Linked DNA regions of Mus musculus: regions 1 and 2 are each linked to region 3. A link is a loop called in an ENCODE intact Hi-C map of the cell type or tissue named here. Cell type or tissue: heart. All regions are shown on one strand.

The links. Hi-C counts contacts between places; a loop is a spot of excess contacts. Peaks named below come from ENCODE experiments on the same cell type or tissue, not always from the same donor. Only the 100,000 strongest peaks of a DNase experiment are listed, where the experiment ranks them.
Region 1: it touches region 3 in a loop (2.0-fold over the local background); 3 of 42 quality-filtered maps call a loop at or near these places.
Region 2: a loop joins it to region 3, with 1.9 times the contacts of the local background. A loop is called at or near these places in 3 of 42 quality-filtered maps.

The regions. Positions count from the first base shown.
Region 1 is chr5:66,508,467-66,512,466 of GRCm38, reverse strand. All of the region lies in intron 2 of Apbb2 (amyloid beta (A4) precursor protein-binding, family B, member 2), which reads left to right. It overlaps Gm52775 (a long non-coding RNA gene), which reads right to left. Exons shown (of 4, transcript XR_003955743.1): 4 at 1-4,000. Among named protein-coding and RNA genes, the nearest start is that of Gm52775, 7.0 kb to the right of the region's middle. In heart, no CTCF peak of the experiment used is centred here; a DNase peak (open chromatin) is centred at 1,536.
Region 2 is chr5:66,475,237-66,479,236 of GRCm38, reverse strand. The region is part of intron 3 of Apbb2 (amyloid beta (A4) precursor protein-binding, family B, member 2); the gene reads left to right. Among named protein-coding and RNA genes, the nearest start is that of Gm52775, 26 kb to the left of the region's middle. In heart, no CTCF peak of the experiment used is centred here; no DNase peak of the experiment used is centred here.
Region 3 is chr5:66,558,082-66,562,081 of GRCm38, reverse strand. All of the region lies in intron 1 of Apbb2 (amyloid beta (A4) precursor protein-binding, family B, member 2), which reads left to right. Among named protein-coding and RNA genes, the nearest start is that of Gm52775, 57 kb to the right of the region's middle. In heart, no CTCF peak of the experiment used is centred here; a DNase peak (open chromatin) is centred at 2,351; H3K27ac peaks cover 676 bases.

The DNA.
Region 1 (4,000 bases), 50 kb after region 3:
GAGCCTGTCTTGGTGACAGATGGAGACATGCTCAAAAAAGTTGCCATGGGCTCTTTGAAAAGAAGCAAAAACAAAGTTGTTCTGCTATCCTATTTAATACATATATGTCTATTTTATGTTAATAATAATATAACAGTATGTGCTACGCATTGTCTAAGAACCTGTATTTCCCATGAAGCTACAAACAATGCCCATTTTAACAAACATTAACTATGATATCATTTTTAGTGCAAGGGAAACAGTTGGATCTCAGCCTCTGTTTACTTGAAGGCTGCCCTGGCCTTCAGAAAGAAGAATAATTATGGGAGCTGCTACTTTATTGAGAGTAGGATTTATATTCTAAAACCTCTACCGTGTTTACCATAACAAGACACATTCTCACCAGGAGGCTTGCGGGACTAAGTATGCGGTCAGAACTCGGTCACTGTGTGTGTGTGGCACATGTCTATTTCTTTAGCATCTTCTGCAGTCCCTTCATCATGTGCTTCCGCTCTGCTACCCTAAGTGGTATTTCTGAACATGTTACAAGTCTACCAGTGCATTTCTCTCTCCAAACACACCAGCTGTCTGCGATAAAGCAATGGCAGCCAAGGAATATTTGGTGAGTGGTGCGACGTAATTTTCTCATGGAGCAACTCGCAATCGGCATTAGACAGAGAAGTAAAAGGTGGTATAGACCTTGCATGATTTCTCAACTTTCAGTGAATTTGTAAGCAAATATTTGTTGTACCCACTATTAAATGCCAGGTATTAGGTTAGGAGTCCATTATTCATAAAGTCCATAAAGTATGGGTTTCAAATTCAGACACCAAGTAACATTTGTTTAGCATGGACCACCCAACAAGTAGCACACAGGATGTTCTTCAGTGAGACATTCCGCTGCAAATCAAGTAGCATTCATAGACTCATTCCCTCTGCACTAAGTCAGGAATAGACCATCTCTGTCCTATTAAACTCTCATGTCTCTTGGTATTTTCTTAAGCGTATCATGTCCACTACTGTGTGAGTGTGTGCATAGTGGGGGGTAATTTAAACATGAAATTGATAAACTAAGTGCAATTAATTCCTGACACACATACATATATGACTATGTATGAAGTGAGGTCATACATTTTTCAAGTAGGATCAGTATTAGTTTGTGTGATTCAGGCTGTGGGAATGGGTCTGTATACCTGGCTCATTAGGATTTTAGGGGAAGAAGTGCCTTATCTAGATGGAAACCACTTTTACTTATGTACCTTTCAGTGGTCCATGGGCACTAGCTTCTAGGCTGGGATGTAACAATGTTGTGTGCCATGCTGTGCCTCGGATTACCCCCCCCCCCAGCTGTTTTGAAGACCAAATTTTGGCTGTCTCATAGCTTCTATGTCTCCCTCAGCACAGCACACCTTTGAGACTCTGCTTTTTGCTCTGAATGTCCTAGGAGAACAGGAAGCGGTGGCTTTTATGAGAATGGAAAATGCTACTTTGCTCAGTGTTCTTGGGGCTTTGGAGACCGTCGAGTTTCCTATACCTACCAAGGGATTGGCAGTGAGCCGAGACAGGAAGTAGCCTCAGGGGAGGGCTCTAGCTTGTCCGTGCTGCCGTTGGGGAAGGGGAAGGGGAAGGGGAAGGGGAAGGGGAAGGGGACTTTATATAGCTCTCTGAGCTCAGGGGTTCTGGAAATAGAAGACAAGAAGCTTCTAACTCCCATGGGTCGCTGAGGGCCCCAAGGAGAGAAGCAATGTGAGAGTGGGCCTCAGAAAACATGGCCGTTTCCCCACCATGAAACAACTCAACTGAGCAAATCAACTCAACTGCCAGCGGCCAGCGCCAAAGTTCCTTTCTCCCATAGATTTCAGTTTGCACAAAGATCACATTTCTTCATGTTGAGATTTTTCTAGGATGGATTATTGGACAAAGCAGACCATTGGATGGACTCACTATGTAGAACAAATCTTATTTTAACACTCTGCAGCAGCGTCATTTTTGCTCTTTTAAAGCAAAAACCTTATCTTACGTATGCATCCTTGACTGTGGGGAAAAAAGCAAGTTCCGACCCCTTAGCACTCATATGAAAGTGGTGTGGTGGTGCAGGCCTGTGGACCTGAGCCCTTGGAGAAGAGCTAGGAGGACCCCTGAACTCACTGGCCAGTCTAGCCAATCAGTGAGCTGCACATTCAGTAGAGACCCTGTCTCAATAAGTACGTGGGGAGTGGTAGAGGACGACCCTCAATGATGAGCAACACACACAGTCACACACATGTACATATACGCAAGCATACACACGCACAGACAGACCGACCGACCGACCGACAGACAGACAGACAGAACTGTCAATACTTGTGGACTATAAAAACCACTATTTGGATGCTTTCCTCCATTGTTTGATTCCTGTTATAAAAAACAACAAAACAAAAACAAAAAAACCACTCCAGCCTGCTGTAACTGGGTAATCCTTTAATGCTTCAATAAAAAGAAAATAAGATCAGATTATACACTTTCTCCTGTCCATGTGAACTAATTGTTTTCCTGCCCTTAAAGGCAGAAGTTAAACTATTCCTTTCATGTTGAACAGCAGGCCGACTCAGATTGTATATTGCCAGCGCTTGATGCATATCTGCTCCATAAATGAACTCCAGCTTTGGCAAATTAGATTTTGATAGTTACATTTTGTTCTGGAGATGCAGAATAGAATGGCAGATAATTTCATTCAGCAAGGTTTTACATAAGTTGTTTATAAATCTCACACAAGTACCGTAGAGCCTTGCAAGCTGGATCTCGTTTATTGATAAGAAAAGTAATCTTAGAATGTAGTTAGACGGCGTAATCAAGGTCACAGGGCTATCAAGTGAATGGGGATTCGATTTGGGATTTTGACTGTCTTCTAACAGCTAGCATAATGGGGTTGCTTTTGCATGCTCGTGCGCAAGTGTGTGTGTGTGTTAGTGTGTGTGTGTGTGTTAGTGAGTGTGTATGTGTGTGCAGGGATTTCAAACTTTGGTCCCAACACTTGAAGCCAAACGTTTTTTTACCCTCTGAACCAGCTCTCCAGCTGGGAATGCTTTGGGAGATCGGATATTAGACAGGGTAAAGATCTTGAGGAATTGAAGTTAAGGGAAAACTCTACTGAGCCATAGCCCCTCGATTGTCATTTACTCAGCGGGTGTTAAGTGGGTGTTTGGTACTAGGTGTTCTGCAAGGTGCTGACAATTCACCAGTGAGTAAGACTTACAGCTGGTCCTTCACCAAGATCTACAGGGAAAGAAGTTTCAGGAAAGGGGTGTTACGTACTGTTCCCCCCAAAGGCTATGGCATCTTGGTTCAGAGAATTTTGAATGTTGTTTACTGTGTGGAAACAGATTTTTCATTCTTTTGAGTCAGGTCATAAAATAAACTGGAAAACCATGCACTCGCTTGGCTTCAGCTCCTCACGGGAGGTCTGGTTTTGGCGACTCGGCGATGGGAGTAAAATAAGGAAAGAAGAGGAAAGAAAGAAAGCTCACAGGTTGGGGAGGAAGTGTAGGCTGGACCAGGGTGGTGGCAGACAAACCAGAAGAGAAGCACAGACAGACGGTGACATGCGCGGGTAGACTTTACATGTACAAACCACGTATAGCCCAGGGTGGGCAGGGCAGTGGTCAGCTGGGTCCGCTGGAAACACCGTTGGCGTTCAGTACTGTGGAGAGACTGCAGCTTTTCTTTACTTTCTAGAGTGGCTCTTCGAATTTCCTGCCTGTGCAGGAGCCTCGCAGCCCCCAAGATAGACACTATGCTCTTTACAATAGTTTCCCCGGCTTCTGCTGCGGAGAATGGTGTGTGGGTATTTTAGTGTACTGGTTGACCATGCGGGTCATGTGGTCCTAGCCGCCCTTGCTCTTCTGGTATAATTTTTTTGAACCTGCTTTAGATGATAAGCTCAATGGGTCCTGGCTAATAGGGCTTGTGTAGTGCTCCATATCCGAAAATCTTTATGGCGTTCAGACAACTAACACAATGTGAATGTATTGTCGGTCCAATA
Region 2 (4,000 bases), 83 kb after region 3:
AAGTAGGTTGAAAGCTATTATGAGCCTTTCCTATATGCTGTGATAGATTCATAAATGTCCATGATCTTCAGGGTGACCTTTAGCCTGCTTGAAAACAGCCTCTGAAAGGAGATTTTAATACCTTGTATTAAAAAGTGTTCATGGTTGGGAGTGGTGAGTTATGGACTTAGAAATGTAATTTTCAGAATAAATGAAGTAATGTGTATGAACTCTTAGTAGCAAGCACTGCCAAACTCCTGTTCACGGGCAGTATCTTCTTAGGGCCTTTTTTTTTCTTTCTCAGTTTCTGGTGGAGCACATTGTGGATGTTTATAGCTGTGGTGGAAACGATAGCTACACTCAGGGTAATAGCATAAATAGTTTGATTTCTTGAAAATGTGGAGCTCCAACAGGCTTTATTGGATTTCAGGGTAATGGCGTTATTAAATCCTCTACCTTTTTCCAAAATATATTGTGGCTGGGTTCCAAGCTGGTGACTTAGAGAAATTTGAGGCTTTATACGTTTACAAGGGAAATTTTTTATCTTAGGGTGCTCAATTGCTCGGGTGGGGTAAAGAAAATAATTGGATTTTTCTTTGTATCATGTCAGGCTTTGTATGCCTCATACGGATGGGGAAGGTAAGAATGGTAGCTGACATGCCTCATGGAGAAAGGGCTGAAATGAAAATTGTGTGCTCCATTAGGGAGCACAGGAGACACACTGTAAAGAGAAAGCGACTTTGAACATCATCTGAGAAAAATCCTACTTTCAGTCATAGCCTCGTAATTTGAGAATTATAAGGATTTAAGTCATTCATTGAAAAAAGAAAAACTTGAAGTTACCCTCTGCACCTTCTTTCTTCTTTGTTTTTAATTCTTTCTTTCTCTCTCTCTCTCTCTCTCTCTCTCTCTCTCTCTTTCTTTCTTTCTTTTTTGAAATTAGGATGTAATTACATTATTTCCCCTTCCCTTTCCTTCTGCAAATCCTCCCTTGCTGTCTTTCAAATTCCCAACCTCTTTTTTCATTAATCGTTGCTATATTCATGTATGTATCTACATAACTTTTCCTAATAGCTCCTAATAACCAACTGCTCAGTCTATACAATGTTACCAGTATGCATATGTTTTCAGGGATGACCACTGGTATTGGATAAGCAGTTGGTTGCTCTTCCCTGGGAAGAGAATGCTTGCAGCATTCCTTAGTTCTCTATAGTTCTTGTGTAGGGCTGAGGCCTCATGGACTTCCACCATCCACATAAGCCTGTGTGTCATATTTAGGCAGCCGTGTAGGTGAGAAACATAATGGGTATGGCTTCTGACAGTCCCAGGAGAGCATTTCAAAGAACTGGAACCCAGAACCCTAGGCACAGCCATGTGTCTGGACTGCTCATTTTTCCCATGGAAAGGGTGTTTCTCACAGCCCCATGGCACTGTTGGACAGGATTACAGAAACCACCGGGCTCACCTCAGTGCGTTCTGGGGGATTCATGACTTTACAATCTTCAGGTCATTGCAATACCCAGGTAGGCTTGCAATACCAGGCATGATTTTCTTCCTGTTGAATATGCCTTAAGCCCCACTAGAGAGCTCTTGGTTTCCTCCCAGCGATAGTTACCTCCCCACCCCCCAATAATGCATGGCATTGCTATGCCATCTGTGGTCAGTTTTAGCTCATGAGTAAATGACACAGATCTGTGTTTTAGTAATAAGCTGATGGCACTATGCTGGGCAGGTTCTAAGCTATCCTAACCCTCTAAGGGTGCTAATACCTAGGAAAATATCCTGCTCCCTACGGTCATGCCCTGGCTCACTCTGGTCCACATGTGTCCCTCATGGCTATTCTCTCATCTCCTCATGGCAAATCTTCCTGGTCTCACCACATGGTCTCTCCACCCCTCGCTTCTCTCCTCATGGTCCTCCTCCTACCTCTCTCTACCTGGGACCCTTGACTGGGATCTGAAAGCCCAGCCTTCCTATCTCCTCTGACTGAGGAGGAATGGATGAATCAGCTCTTCATTGACCAATCAGAAAGTGAGAGAGAAGAACGTTACAGAACTGAGACAGGTGACGCTTCATAAAAATAACAATACCAAAGTCCAGCCTGTACCCCACTCTCTTCAGGTATAGAAATCAGCATTTGAATATACAAAGACCACCTTTGCTCAGTGCACAAAAAGCTTAGCCCTACACATCCGCACTTTCTAGGTAGGAAGCTGAAGTCAGAGACACCCAGAGAACTGTTCACAGAAAGTGCTGAGATGGAGGTCAGGAGAGGCGGTGTGGCCCCCAAGGTCTTGTGTGTGTACGTGAATGGTGGTAATGAAAGATTCCAGACTGTGCGGTGGGGGCGTGGCAGACAGCAAGGGGAGGAAGCTTTACAGGCTTCCGTGGGTATCGGTGGAAGCTCACCTAGATCTGAATGGTGGCGGTGGAGGTAACAGCAGGGATACTCAGCTCGCAGCTCCGTAGGACAGATTGATGGTGTCAGGTCCCTGATCAGTTGTGAGGGCTTTAGGACTATTGGGGTGACAGATGGCTGGGATGTTATTTGGCTGCTTCTCGCCCCCGCAGTTGACTTAGGTTAGTTATAAATGAGATCTATGGGGAGGGCGGTTGTATTATTTACTTTTGTCTTCGCTGTGACCAAATACCTGAGAGGAAGCAAGAGCTTCAGGGGATAGGATTTATTGGGGCTCACAGTACACAGCACCAGTCCCCAGCATGGCTGGGAAGGCATCGCAAGCAAGTAGCTCCGTGGTCGGGCCAGTGTGAGGTGGCTGTATGCCACCACTTGTGTGGCACAGGCTGTGTGCCACAGCTTGACTGATGAGGAAGCAGAGAGCCGGATCCAAGGCTCCCCTAGTGACCAACCTCCCCGCTAGGTCCAGTGGCCCCAAAGGGTTTTACACCCCAGTACCAGCTGGGGACGAGCAGTTGGAACACGTGAACCTGTGGCGGACCTTTCAGACTGTTTTAAAAGAACCCCATTTTTACACTTTGTGACCAACCAGCACAGGGTCTTAGCCCGAGAATTTTGGGGGAACCGTAGAGAAAGAAGCATCTCAAATGGAAGTTGACAGACTTTCCTAAGCGCCTTTGCCTCGGCATAGTCTGTGGCACGTAAGAGTCTCTCCAGCTTTTTTCGATAGCTGTAAGTGGATTGCTAGGCAGCAGCCTGCCTTCTACCTTAAGAAGCTGAGAAAGGTGAGAAGGAAGAGGGAGTGAGGTCACACCTTAGGGGACAGCCTATGCACACACACAGCTGGAGGCCAGAGGTCAGCCACAAGTGTCATTTCCTAGAAGCCATGCAGCTTGTATTTTGAGACAGTGTCCTTCTTGGGACCTAGGACCTGCTGGCAAGGCTGGCTGGTGAGCAGGCTCCAGGGAGCTTCCTCCACCTCCCCGGTGTACAGACCATAAGTCCACACCACCTCCCCGAGCCTTTTCTGTGGGTACTGGGGATTGAACTCAGGTGCCATGTTTGTGTGGAAAGTGCTTTACGGACTGAGTTATTTCCCCAGCCCCTTGGCTAGAGTCCTCAAGAGGAAAAACAACTGTGGCCAGAGGCAAGGGAAAAATCTTAGAGTTAACCCTGTGCACACGCACACTGTGCTGGGACAAACCCCTGTTCTTCCTGGGTCCTTAGCCCATGTCAGGACTGAAAAGTGTTTTCATCCTTCCTGCTCCCCTTAATACATATGTCCCCTCTCAGCTCAGACCCAGACAAAGGACTGAGAAGGGACAGCTGATAGCTGTGTGCAAAAACCTCCAAGGTTTACTGAAGGGGACTAGAAAACATAGGGGTTTCAATTTGGGTTTGTATTTCACTGCTATTTCTCCAGGTGAGGTAGTTTCTTCTACCTCCTCCGCCTCCCCCATCCCCTCTTCAACCCCTTCCTCTCTCTCCCCCACCCCATCATCTCTTTTCTCCCTTATCAGGTATTTCTGAGTGTGTGAGATTGGTCAGTGTGATGGCACCTATTTTCACCTTCCTTTATGGCATCCAGTTATGATGTTGTAG
Region 3 (4,000 bases):
TCAGCAAACTGGGGAAATAAGAACACAGTAGGAGACAGATAAGGAAGTGTTAGCATCATGAATCAGGTGGGCCGGTGCCAATGCTATGATGCTGCAAAGAATCCTTATTGAAACTGTTACTAAGTGTATGCCTGTGTGCTCGAGGCTTGGTGTCTCGGGGATGGTACTCACCGAGTGCAAAATGTAAGAAGTAAGCCTTGTGCAGGCAGCTCTTAGGTCATTGGGGATTAGGACCCAGCGTTCTTCTTGCATTGTTTTGGTTCTTGGACAGGAGGTGAGCAGTTTTACTCCTATTGCTTCTGCTGAGATGTCCAGCCTGGGCCTGGTAATGAGGCCAGTTGCTCATGAACCAGTCTCTAGAATTGTCAGTCAAAATAAACATTTTAATTTTCTTCCTCTCCCTCCCTCCCTCCGTCCCTCCGCCCCTCCGTCCCTCCATCCCTCCGTCCCTCCCTCCCCCCTCTTCTCTCTCTCTCTTTCTCTCTTTCTCTTTCTTTCTTTTTCTCTCTCTTTTTTCTTTTCCTTCCTTCCTTCCTTCCTTCCTTCCTTCCTTCCTTCCTTCCTTCCTTCCTTCCTTCCTTCCTTCCTTCCTTCTTATATAGCTCAGGCCATCCCAAGAGTCTCGGTTTGGCAGAGTCTATCCTTGAACTCCTAAGCCTGTTTCCATCACCATCCAAGTGCTAGACTATAGGTGTGCCTCAGCGCACCCAGCTACACTGTCTCTTTTTTCAGTTGATTGTCTCAGGTATTTTGTTATGCTGACAGAATGCTGATCAACACAGAGCTACTTATGAAATAGATGGGCAGTTTAAATAGATACTGCTACCAGTTGATAATTGCTGAAGCTGAAAAATGTATCTACTATTTTGTCCATTTGATGGTTTCTTTTATTTTATGGGCATTGGTGTTGTGCCTGCACGTATCTCTGAGTCAGGAGGTCAGAGCCCCCAGGAACTGGAGTTACAGACAAGTTGTGAACTGCCATGTGGGGGCTGGGGACTAAACCCGAGTCCTCTGCAAGATCAGCTCATGCTCCGAACCACTGAGCCATCTCTCTAGCCCGTCCCCCTTAACTTTTTTTTTTTTTAATAGGTTTTGGGTCTTGTTTTTACACAATTGCAAGAACTTGCAGCTGGAGTTTTGGAGGCTCAGGTTTGCAGCTCTCGCCCCTTGCTTGCTTGTCTGTCTTAGGGCCTCATTTAGCAGTCTGGGCCCTCTTGTTCAGAAGAGAAGAGAGGAGAGTGGTTAGCACGGTGGGTCCTCTCTGCCAGGGCTCAGACGCAAGGCTGCTCTTTTGAGAGAGGCAGTGGCCTAGAGGGAAGAAGACAGGATTTGGTTTTTTTCTATCAAGTGTGACGCCCGGGAAGATCATGGTGCCCCCTCGGGATGTGAGTTTATCATGTTACCATCCTGAGTTTGGCCTCGCGTACAGGAGAGCAGAGCATTCTGTAATCCACACTGCTGGTTCAAGTTGATAGAGTTTCAGTCAAAGCATAGGAGCATCTCATCACACTTTGGCTGCACGGCCTTAACTCTTAGTTGATGCTTCTTATCCTAAGTGATAGAATTCGGATCCGGAAGGGCAGGGTCAAGTCCCTGTACTAGAGACGATGCACCACTGGAGAATCCCTTTCTGTCAGGGTTTGCCTAAGGATTCAGTGAACTAATATATGCCGAGTTACTTTAGTGGTGTCTAAGACATAGTGACAGCTACATTGATTCAATTAGTTATGTGAGTAGCTTGGGTTTTCAGGTCTTTTAATGTCTGTTGAAGGTTTAGTGCACCTATCACCTTTAAATCTTCCCCTGAACCTCCCTCTGTCCCTCCGTCCCTTCTTCCCTCCCTCCAGGCTCAGAACGCGTTGGAAAGCTCCTCGCTGTCTTGTAAAACAAATGGACCAGGAACAGAGAATCGCACCAGAGCCTAGCCTTCCTGGAGACCATGCGCCCCACCCTTCCTTTGCCCGCTTATAGTCTCCTGAGTTGCTGGAGGGCTTGCCAGGGCGCTGGGAGTGGAGCCCTGCCTGGAACCCTGGTCTCCAGACTACAGGCTCTTGCTGCTGCCATATCTAGTTTCTGGCATCTTACTTTGGCATCCTGTTTGCTGGCTTAGAGTGTTCTGCAGAGAGAAATTCTATGGTTTATCTGCTAGGGCCAGAGTCAACCCCTCCATTAAGGAGCGCCTGTGAGATGCTCTTGCAGGCAGGGGAAATGGAAGAGTGCTTGGTGTTCCTCGGCACGCTGACTAATCCCTTAGCCAGCAGCTGCTGTCATTTCCTCTCCACGGCCTCAAGAGCTTCTTGGCCAGGCTGGCAGCACCTGTGAGGCCTTCCCTCCCATCCCTCATAGCAGCCTGTCATGGTCACCCCATTATTTTATTACCCTGTGCTGATCAGATCATTGTCTCCTTACACTGAGTCACCTGCTGGCCTTAGTGTTCACCCTTGCTGTTTCCTGGTAGCACCTCCCCCTCACCCCCCACCCCTGGGAACATCCTGTGATTCTTTTTACTACTGTTCACTTAAACTTTGCTTGCCCCTTAATACTGTTTCTTGCTTCCTTTATTCTCTTTGCTTGCTTCTGTTTATTTTCTATTCATTAAGCTGGGAAATAAGTTTACAGGCCTGTCTCATTTATTCCAGAGCTGTGGCTCCATTAACAGAATCTATACATCCCTTTGCTTGCTCTGCAACTCCAGAGGTGCTTAACAGCTCAAGAAAATTCTAATAAGGGGAAGGCCTCTCTCCCCCAGATGTGACAGGTGCGGTAGTGATGGGGAGACCAGGTGGGATGCATGAAAGAGTACAGCGGATCTGGGCTTTTATTTCCATTCCTAAGTGGTGAGTCTTTGGGAAAGTTATTTTTCTCTGCTTCCACTTCAGTTTTTGAATAAGAAAAAAAATGAAATCATAGTACCTGCTTCTTGGGAGCTGTGTGAAATGATCTGTTTTTGACACCAATTTAGTCCAGTAGAGCTCAGTTACTGTTACTACTGTAAATATTGAGATCTCTGAGGATCACAGTAAAGTAGCATTTTATTTTATGTGTAAATTATTTTTAGGTGACAGTTTTTGTGAATTCATTCACTCCTTGCCCTTTCTTCTTTTCAGTTATGGGGGAGACACCATAAATGATCTGGTGTCCACATCTGTCTTGAGTATGGGGGAGGCGGGTGGGTGGTGGTGATCTGGGGTCCACATCTGTTTTGCGTGTTAGGGAGGTAGGTGGGTGGTGGTGATCTGGGGTTCATATCTATGTTTAGGCTTTGGGATGTGGAGACTGATCTAAGATTTCCTCTTGGAGGAGACAAGGAAGGGAGTGGCAGGCTCCTTCTTGCTTCTTTAGACTCTGTCCCTGGTTCAGCACACGGAGACTGGGGTGGGCTGGGAGGTATTCGGTAGGTCCTTCACTCACTTCCACTGTCCTCAATGAGCTATGCCCAGGGCTCCTGAGCCTGCCATGGGCCAGGTAGAATGGTACAGTGGTCAGACCCGTCTCGGATAGCATCTCTGCTCTGTTGGGGAACTTCTCCCCCTTTGAATATATAGTAACCATGGGAGGAAGAGACTGTGGGGAGGGGTGATTGTGGGGAGCAGGGGAGACTCACAAAGGAACTGGCATGCTGTGGTTGCCCATCTTGTTAGTGCTTTTTCTGGCACGACATACAGTTCTGGGTTGTGGGAAGCCGCTGCTGAAGGAATTCCAGACAACAGCAGACAGGTTGCGAGAGGCATTTTTATGGGCGATAGGTACCCTTTAAATCTCACCCTCCTGTGAAGGCTTGTCTTGAAGAGTTAAGACTTGCGTCTGTCGTGTTTCCTCATCTCAGTGACAAAGCAATGTCAAAATGCATATTCTGGGCTATAGACCAGACAGCTGCCTGGACATGTACCCTTGGGAGAAGCTTCCAGATGTGCCCATGCCACTGTAGCTCAGCGTCCCCTCCCTTAGCAAGCCACAGTGGCTGTTCAAGGGTGTCTGCAGCATAAGTCCTTTGACA